2 separate regions of the Homo sapiens genome follow, and region 2 is linked to region 1. The links are chromatin contacts, found by Hi-C in ENCODE. All regions are on one chromosome and are shown on one strand. Each heading gives the region's core, a stretch centred on a gene start or an enhancer-like site at or near the end of the contact. The rest is flanking DNA. Distances are from core to core; before and after follow the strand shown.

Region 1 (4,783 bases), core at 2,012-4,511:
AGTTAGAAGGTGAAAAAAAATTTTTTTTAAAATTTTTTTTTTAATTTTTTTGAGATAGGGTCTCACTCTGTCACCCAGGCTAGAGTGCAGTAGAGTGAACAGGGGTCACAGAGGCCTCGAACTCCCAGGCCCAAGCAATCCACCCGCCTCAGCTTTCCAAGTAGCTGGGACTACAGGCACACGCCACCATGCCCAGCTAATTTTTAAATTTTTGTGTAGAGATGGGGTCTCCATATGTTGCCCAGGCTGGTCTTGAACTTCTGGGCTCAAGAGACATTCATGCATCAGCCTCCTAAAGTGCTGGAATTACAGATGTGAGCCACCACGCCCGGCTGGAAAATCTTAAAATCAATCCAAGAAGTGCTGGCTGGGTTGTACTACGTGATTAGGCCCATGCATATGCTTAGGGTTTCCATGAAGCCCTTCAGCAGGATAAATACAAGAAAAATTAACAGGTAAAGCCTTAGAAACCATTACACGCCAGATTTTGTGTTACCAAACACAAATACAATAAATTTAGAGAACATAAGTTCCCTGAATGAAAACGAAAGATAAAAATAAAAAAGAAAGAAAAAGGAAAAATTAGAAAAAAGACATAGAAAAAGTCTGAGAACACAGAGTTCCGTAAGCCAGTTGTGGTTGAGTATATTGTACAGTATCTTAAGTAAAATAAAGTCATTACTACAACCACTTTTAATAAGTATTAAAATCAACTTCTCTCTGATATAAAGTGAAAATGAAGAAAAGTGTCTATGTAAGTCTAAAATAGACTTTAAATGAAGAAACCATAAATACTATACATTCATGGGTTGCATAACAATGTTTCAGTCAACAATGGACCACATATACCACTGTAGCCTATAAGATTATAATACCATATTTTTATAGTACCTTTTCTATGTTTAGATACACAAATACTTACCATTGTGTTACAGTTGTCTAAGTAATAGGCTATACCATGTAGCCTGGGTGTGCAGTAGGCTATGCCATCTAGGTTTAGTATACCCTGTGATGTTGCCCAATGATGCATTTCTAAGAATGTATCCCCACTGTTAAACAACATATGACTGTATAAATTTCCCTTGTTGTGCTATACCTTTGCCATCCCATCATTTCTTCATTCACCTCTTCAGCAAACATTGTTACCTATAGAAGGGTGGTTTTTGGCACTGTGGAAAGAGCTAGACCTGTAAAGATGAATAAGCCAGTTTCTGCTGTCTGGACTCAGTCTATTCACTCAACTAGTGGTAATAGCTATAATGAAGAAGATTGAAAGAAATTGCTCTCTTAGCTAAAACACAAGAAGGAGCAGAGCTTAAGGAAGGTGAGGTAAGTAGAACCTCACATTCTATTTTGGCAGTCTTTGCATTGGTCCCACTTTTCCTGGGTTGGGGAATACTGTTTCTTCTATCACGCACTACTGTCCTCTGTTGTTCCCCTCTGTCACTCCTCTCACTCTCTTTTTTCCTCCTGCAGCAAAGGGAAAAAGTCAAAGAGGCCATGAGAGGACTAGGCAAAGGGGAAACAGGAAGTTGTTCAGGTACCTTGTGTAGTAGGTCTCCTTTTCTTGGACCATGGGGGAAAGCAAAGGCTGGATTCTGATCGTCTAAGAGCTAAAAGGGACCACAGAGGCCATCCTTACTATCCGTTTACAGCTGAGGACACTGAGGGTTAATAACTTACCAAGGCCATGCAATTAGTGGCATTGGCAGCACTAGAACTCAGGCTTCTTGACTTCCAGAGAGTTAGAATGGAGCACTTCTAATCCTTTATGCAGGGTAGGGTAGTAGCCAGAGATGGAAACCCTACTACTGGCTTCAGCCATTATTCTGATTATCTTCTTCACTATCAAGCACTCCTTCATTTCCGATCCTCCAAACAATTGGACAATTTATTAATGTAGTCACCCCATAGTTCTCTGTTCAGTAGGGACTTATTTTCAAATCTTCTCTGTCATTTCAGTTATCCACCCCATAAGGAACAAATTATGGTTTCTCGACATCCTTTTGAAAACGTGCAACCCAAACTAACCGCACAGCTTCAAAGATCTGTTTGGTGAGGTAAAATGATGTCTTTGTGTTCTGCTTTTCAATGCATCCTAATTTGACTTTTGGTTTTGCTCATTTGTTAGTAAATTTTCAACACTTTACTTACTTTTACCGTGTCAGTAAAGACCTTGAGGAATTTACATAGTTGATCTATTTCTATAAGGGTGCTCTCCTGAACCTTGTCCTGTGTGAAGGCCCGCCTTTTTTCTTTTTTCTCTTTGTTTCTCTCTTTTTTTCATTTGTTAGCTTGTCAGTAATGACCGGGTGGCGGATACATGTCAAGAAAACTAATCACCTTCTAACAGGATTAAGACTAGAATTAATGCAGATCTTGTGCCCTTCCTGTTCCCGCTTTGGCAGCCCAAGGTCCACCACTGCTCAGAGACTAGCTGGAGGGCAACGGCGTCCCATAGCATCTCACACTGTGTTGGGATCCTAGGTGGTGACCTTTGTGAGATTCAGTACTGAGTTTCTGGGAGACGGCGCTGCGGTTGTGATCGGAATTGTTGGCCGACGCACCTCTGGACGCCCAGTGAGGCAAAAGCATCTCCTGTTTTCAAGGTGATGACACTGGGCTGGAATGCCGCGGGGCCAACCAGTCCGTCCTGCCAGACAAGTTTCTGGTCCAGTGAGCCTCCGACCCGCCGCGCGTGTCAAGCTGACAAGGCCGGGGAGGCGTTTGAAGCAGCAGTGTTGAGCGCTGTTAACATTTAGCGGGCGTCTTTGAGTAGCTCCTCCAGCCCTCGCAGCGGCCCAGGGACTAGCCTGCAAGTTCTCAACGCTCACTTCCAGCCCGCGCTGGCCCCGCCTCCGCCTCCCAGCTCCTCAGCCTCCTCCCGCCCCACCGCTCCCACCTTTTCTCAGGCCCCCACCTGCCAGCACGCAGAGGCGGGGGCGGGGTCGCGGGCCGGGCTCCTGACGTCACCTCACGGGGAGGCGGGGCTGTGGGAACCGCAGTGCAGCGCAGAGGGGCGGGGCCTGCGGCGCGAGACCTGGTGCGGGAGGCCCGGGCAGGGAGAAGTGTGCGGGGCCGGGACAAGCCGGCTCCGAGTCCGGCTCCGGGGGGCGGGGCGGGAGGGGCCTGCGCGGCGGCGGGAGCCCAGAGCCGCGCTAAAGCGGGTCAAGCGTCCTCCTTTTCTCCCCGCCCCTTCTCCTCCTCCTACCTGGGCCTCTGCGTGGAGACGCGCACCTGGCAACCGGAGGCCGCGTCTCCGCCTTCTCTGCTCGCGCCTGGCGCCCGGAGCCTGCCCGGGACCTCCGCCGGAGCCGCGCTCGCTGCAGGCGGCCTCGAGCGCTCTCTCGTTGATGCCGTTTTGGAGGTGACCGGCGCGGCGGCCGCTCTATGGTGGGGCCGCGTTAGTGGCTGCGGCTCCGCGGGACTCCAGGGCGCGGCTGCGAGGTGGCGGGGCGCCCCGCCTGCAGAACCCTGCTTGCAGCTCAGGTTTCGGGGTGCTTGAGGAGGCCGCCACGGCAGCGCGGGAGCGGAAGATGTTGGAGCTGAGGCACCGGGGAAGCTGCCCCGGCCCCAGGGAAGCGGTGTCGCCGCCACACCGCGAGGGAGAGGCGGCCGGCGGCGACCACGAAACCGAGAGCACCAGCGACAAAGTAAGTGGAGCCGAGAGAGGCGGACGCCGCGCCCTGGCTGGGTCCTGGTTGGAAGCGGGACACTTGAGAGCAAGGGTGGGGCCCGTCCAGCGTCAGGTGAGGCTGCACGCTGCCGGTGCACCTTCCTCCCTGCCTGGCACTGCTTCCTCCTTCTCCAGAGGGGGTCGGGACCCGGGATCCCAGTGGCGGTGAGGTTCCCAGGATGACCGCGGCCGCTGCCCGGGAGAAATGGGCCACTCAACCCGGCTTACAGTTTAGCTTCATCCTCTTCCGGTCCCTTCTTCAGGATCTGGGGCCGACGCTGGAATCAGGAGGGAACCTGTCCTCCTAGGGGCTGCAGTGCAGTTAGTAGCTGCCACCTCACCTCTCTTTTCAGTAGAGGGAACAAAGTTAGTAAGGACTAGAGACGTGCCACCGTCGGCTGTATCATTTCATCGGATCCTGACGCGGGAGGCTTGGCTTCTCGCGCTGCCCCATATGCACTTACATTTTCTCCATCCTTTTTCAGTATGATAGATTTTGGAGGTTTTAGAGTATCATGCACGTGACATAATAGTAATCTTCCAGCTTCTTTTGAGTACACGACAGACAGTGCAATTCTTCTGTCTACCAGTAGATTTCATATAACCCGACGTTAATTCATGAAGACTTTTCACTTCCTTTTCTATAGATTACTCTTCTTTCACATTTAAGAATAAGTAGATGCGATATTACTATCTGTTTAAAGCTAGAAAAGGAATTCGGGCGTGTTTGGTAATATAGTGGTGCAAGTAAGAACTTGTGAAGAAATGCAGTTTTATGATCTTATGGACTGGATGGTTTGGGAAATTGGACCAGAGAATAGATTGTTGTATCAAACCGTCTGTTTAGAAAATTCCATTTTATTTGAGAAACCCAAAACACGTAAACTGTTTCTAGAAGCATACTTTGGAAGCAGGCATTGCAGTTTGAATTACAGAAGTGAGGTGGATTGCCCAAGGTCAAGTTCGTGGCTCTTGAAACTAGAATCTAAGTTTCCTGATTCCTTTTCTTCTGGTTTATGTGGTTGCTGAGACTGGCTGGCAGTTCTGATTTGGGGAGGATTCCACCTGAAAGTTGATGTTGATGAGTTTGATGTAACCCAAATTACA
Region 2 (4,202 bases), core at 442-2,941, 4.5 Mb after region 1:
AAGACATAAAACAGCAAACTGGAGAATCCAGGAGGAACAGAGAAAAATGCAAATGGTATCTGGAAGAAAATTAAATCCTAGAGATACTGTGGAAAAGAGAGGAAGAGTAAGAGGCAGGATTCCTTTGTATTTAAATATCCTGGGACACAGCTACTCCAGCAGACTCGGGGGAGAGGCGGAAAGGCAGGCGGCTGACATCTGGTTACAGGCTGCCTCATTTCCACATGGGTGGCAGTCGGTAAAGTGCTGTTCTAGCAGTCTTTCACGCTCTTCACAGGTATCAGGGAAAATAAGAATATTTTGTAAAGTTATATAAAACTACCATGAAGTAAGTTATAATGTACCCAAAACAGGCAACCAGGACTTCCAGAAAGGGACTGGCTTGTTGGAAGCCAAATGGAAGGCAGGGAAGAGGGGAGGTCTAAAAGCAGGTATTCTCCAAAAGCCACTTACAACCTCACAACATAACTAGATCAAAGAATTTCTGTCATGCCAGATAGTGGAAGGCTGCTATGTTGAGAAAGGCAATTGAGCAGTTTTGGCGGCGGAGTCAAACAGAAGGCTTAGAATCAACATCTGTTTTCTACAGTATGCTCGCTTTGATTTCCATCTCCAAGTTTCTGAAATTCCAGAAACAGTATATGGCCTTGTCAAAGAAATGACGAATTACTATGTTACTTTGTGTTAACGAAAAGGTTACATTTATGTTCATATGGAAGAGATAATTCACTGAAGAATTTCCAATTTTTCAAACTGACACGCACACACAAGACGGAAAGGAAGGCAGCCTGACCGCGTTTCCCAGGAAACAGGTGGTGCAAGGTGGAGGTGCACCACTCTCTCCTCCAGGAAGGCGGTGACCCTTCCGCAGATGTCTCCGTTGGAAACAAATAAAGGGAGTATCAGTCAAAGCGCAATTCCCCGATTCCACTTGAGAAGCCCCGGGCGTCGAGGCACGGCAGGAAATTTACCACGACGCCTCCCACTGGCTCAAGGGTCTCCCAGGTGCTGTCGATTTTGCAAAGGGTCCGTCTCTACAGCGACTGTGACGAGTTTCGGAGCATCAGCACCGGGGAGCGCTGACCCGACACTCGGCTCTACCGCAGCCCGCCGCGCCTCGGCACCCTGGGCTTGTCCGGCTGGGTGTTGCCGAGCGAACGCCCCAGCTCCTGCCCGGAACCCACGTCCGCCGGCTCCTACCGTGCCTCATGATCCTCGCTCGGGCTAGCACTTTCCACGCGCGCTGACTCTGGGCTCCGACACCTGGACCGCCTCCGCAAGGCGGCGCGGCTGCTGTTTGTAAACACGCCCCACGTGCGCTCGCCCTGCCCCATTCGCAGCCCGCTCCCGGCACGCGAGGATCCTCCGCTTTCCCCCCAGCACTGGGGGGGTGAGATTTTAAAATTTCCCCCTAGGGAGAAAAGAGCCTCGTCGGCAGAGCCGGGCCACTGGGAAAAGCGCCAGGACAAGGCGAGCGTGTGCCTCCCCCTGCCGGCCAGGGAGGCACTGCGGCCCCGAAACGGCCAGGCGGTGAGTGGAACCCACGCAGCGCCTAGAGACGCACCCCTGCCGGGCCCCCGCCCCTCCCGCCCGCTCGCCGGAGTCCCCTCCCCCGGGCCGCGTGCGCTCACCCGCGCAGGCCCCGCCCCCTCGCCGGCACAACGTTCTGCGGGGGCGCGCGCGTGCTCTCTAATCCCCCGCCTTCCGGCTCCGGCGGCGACGCTCGTCCCTCTCCGCTCGTCCCTCGCCGCTGCCGGGCCACCAGTGCCAGCCTGCCTCAGGAGACTCCATTTGCGCTTAGTGTGGTCTGGGCGCCGCGCAGGCGGTCCCAGGGCGATGCCCGGGGCCGGCGGACTGGCGTTCCCTGTGCCAAGCGGCCGCCCGCTGGCTGGCTGGCTGCAGCAGTGACATCCTGGTCGCCGGCGTCCAGGCGGAATCCGGGCTCCCTCCGCGGGAGGAAAGACGTCCCGCGCTCTGAAGCTCGCCCAGCGGGGAGAGGCCCTCGCTAACACGGCTTCTCCCTGACCTCTTAATTTCAGGAGGTAGGCTCTTCAGGTCCCTCTCTCTGTCACCCCAGATTATGCCTGAAAGCATTATTTGTCGTATTTAGCTATCACATTGATAGGAGGCGTTAATTTTCTCAACATAGTTGCAGGATAAATGTGGATAATGCCACAGATCCTGATGTTGAATTGAAAGAAAATGTTTTTGGTATTTTCCTTTAGGTTTCGGAGCCTCCGAGTATCTCTACAGCCCCCACAGGAACTGCTTCTGTTGGTCCATCGAGGATCGTCTTTCACCAGGATTATTGTAACATCATCTTCACCGAGCCTGCCACCCCATAGCCTCTACCTTGGGTCCTCATTTCCACCGATGCAGTTTTTTTGATGCTTTCTTTAGTAATGTGACATCACATGTCCACTATCCTCCTTTCCAGCTGCCAAATCTAGTAGGTTTAAGTCGCTTTTAAAGTAGAGTTTTCTGCCTGTTCCACTTTCACCTTATTTGCACTGTTCACTTCTGTCCGGGTCATCTTCTCTTGCGTATGATTTCCACAAGCACTCACTTGCGCAACCTATAGCAGAGTCCGTGCCTAGAGAGACAGCATTCCATACAATCCACTGCTTGACAAAGACCACATAGTCAGAGGGTGAGTTTTCCCATTGTATTTTCCTGTATGTCAAGTTTGCAAGTCCTCTCTTGACTTAAACTGTTTACTCCCTAGCACATTTCCTAAAATACTTCCACCTGAGATTTAGTGGCTATTCTGGCAAAGAACATTACCTGCAAGGATGGCAAGAATTGAGTATGCAATAGTACTGTTTTAGAAGCCTTACCAGTACAGTTTCTAGCCTCTAGTGTGATTGCACTTCATGAAAGACCCTGAACCCTGAGGAGGAAGAAAGATAGAAGATAAGAGTTAATTGGCGCTAGGCTTTGTTGTAGGAAGTTTGTAAGTTTTAAAATAGCAAGTAGATTCACGTAGACCTTGTCAGGAAATTGGTCACTATCCATCTAGGCCCTAGAAGTGAGAGGAGGAATCTTACGAACTCATTTTCTAGTTGCTTTGTATTCAAATCTTAGTTGTTAATTATCTTGTTCTAGTAATCACCTAAAATATTAGACACTTAAAATGTTGGGGAAACGTAAGCGTGTGGTGTTGACAATTAAGGACAAGCTTGACATTATTAAGAAACTTGAGGAAGGCATCTCTTTCAAAAAACTTTCCGTGGTGTACGGAATTGGTGAATCCACAGTTCGTGATATTAAAAAGAACAAAGAAAGGATTATAAACTATGCAAACAGTTCAGATCCTACCAGTGGAGTATCCAAACGTAAATCTATGAAGTCATCAACATACGAGGAGCTTGATAGAGTTATGATAGAGTGGTTTAACCAACAGAAAACAGATGGGATTCCAGTGTCCGGAACGATTTGTGCAAAACAAGCCAAGTTCTTTTTTGATGCTTTGGGAATGGAAGGTGATTTTAATGCATCGTCAGGCTGGCTAACTCGATTTAAGCAGCGCCATGGTATTCCAAAGGCTGCTGGTAAAGGAACAAAATTAAAAGGAGATGAAACTGCTGCCAGAGAATTTTGTGGTAGCTTTCAGGAATTTGTTGAAAAAGAGAATCTACAACCAGAGCAAATTTATGGTGCTGATCAAACTGGATTGTTTTGGAAATGTCTACCATCAAGGACATTAACTCTTGAAACTGACCAAAGTACTTCTGGGTGTAGGTCAAGCAGAGAGAGAATCATCATTATGTGTTGCGCAAATGCCACAGGTTTACACAAACTTAATCTTTGTGTTGTGGGGAAGGCCAAAAAGCCCCGAGCATTCAAAGGCACTGACCTTTCAAACCTTCCTGTGACATATTACAGTCAAAAAGGTGCATGGATAGAACAGTCTGTTTTCAGACAGTGGTTTGAAAAGTACTTTGTGCCACAGGTACAGAAGCATTTGAAATCCAAGGGACTTTTAGAAAAAGCAGTGCTTCTTTTAGATTTCCCCCCAGCACGTCCAAATGAAGAAATGTTGAGTTCAGATGATGGCAGAATAATTGTGAAGTATTTGCCACCAAATGTCACAAGTCTGATTCAACCAATGAGCCAGGGAGTTCTAGCCACTGTAAAAAGATACTATCGAGCAGGACTTCTCCAGAAATACATGGATGAAGGAAATGACCCAAAAATATTTT

What was found. A loop is a pair of places that touch in the nucleus more often than their neighbours do. Pooled maps may share reads with other maps.
Region 2: a map of CD8-positive, alpha-beta T cell shows a loop between it and region 1 (24-fold over the local background). The contact joins the promoter of TIGD2 here to the promoter of CDS1 in region 1. A Hi-C loop is called at or near these places in 2 of 168 maps with a recorded cell type or tissue (CD8-positive, alpha-beta T cell and naive thymus-derived CD4-positive, alpha-beta T cell) and 7 of 50 pooled maps.

What each region holds. Positions count from the first base shown.
Region 1 is chr4:84,579,866-84,584,648 of GRCh38, forward strand. CDS1 (CDP-diacylglycerol synthase 1) reads left to right here and starts at 3,262. Exons shown (of 13, transcript NM_001263.4): 1 at 3,262-3,653. The coding sequence starts at 3,537. LOC102723338 (a long non-coding RNA gene) reads right to left here and starts at 2,356. Exons shown (of 8, transcript XR_007058460.1): 1 at 1,684-2,356. RefSeq lists silencers at 2,869-3,078, 3,119-3,218 and an enhancer at 3,055-4,008.
Region 2 is chr4:89,109,842-89,114,043 of GRCh38, forward strand. TIGD2 (tigger transposable element derived 2) reads left to right here and starts at 1,692. Exons shown (of 2, transcript NM_145715.3): 1 at 1,692-2,042; 2 at 2,226-4,202. The coding sequence starts at 3,134. RefSeq lists enhancers at 1,200-1,309, 1,340-1,419 and a silencer at 1,500-1,949.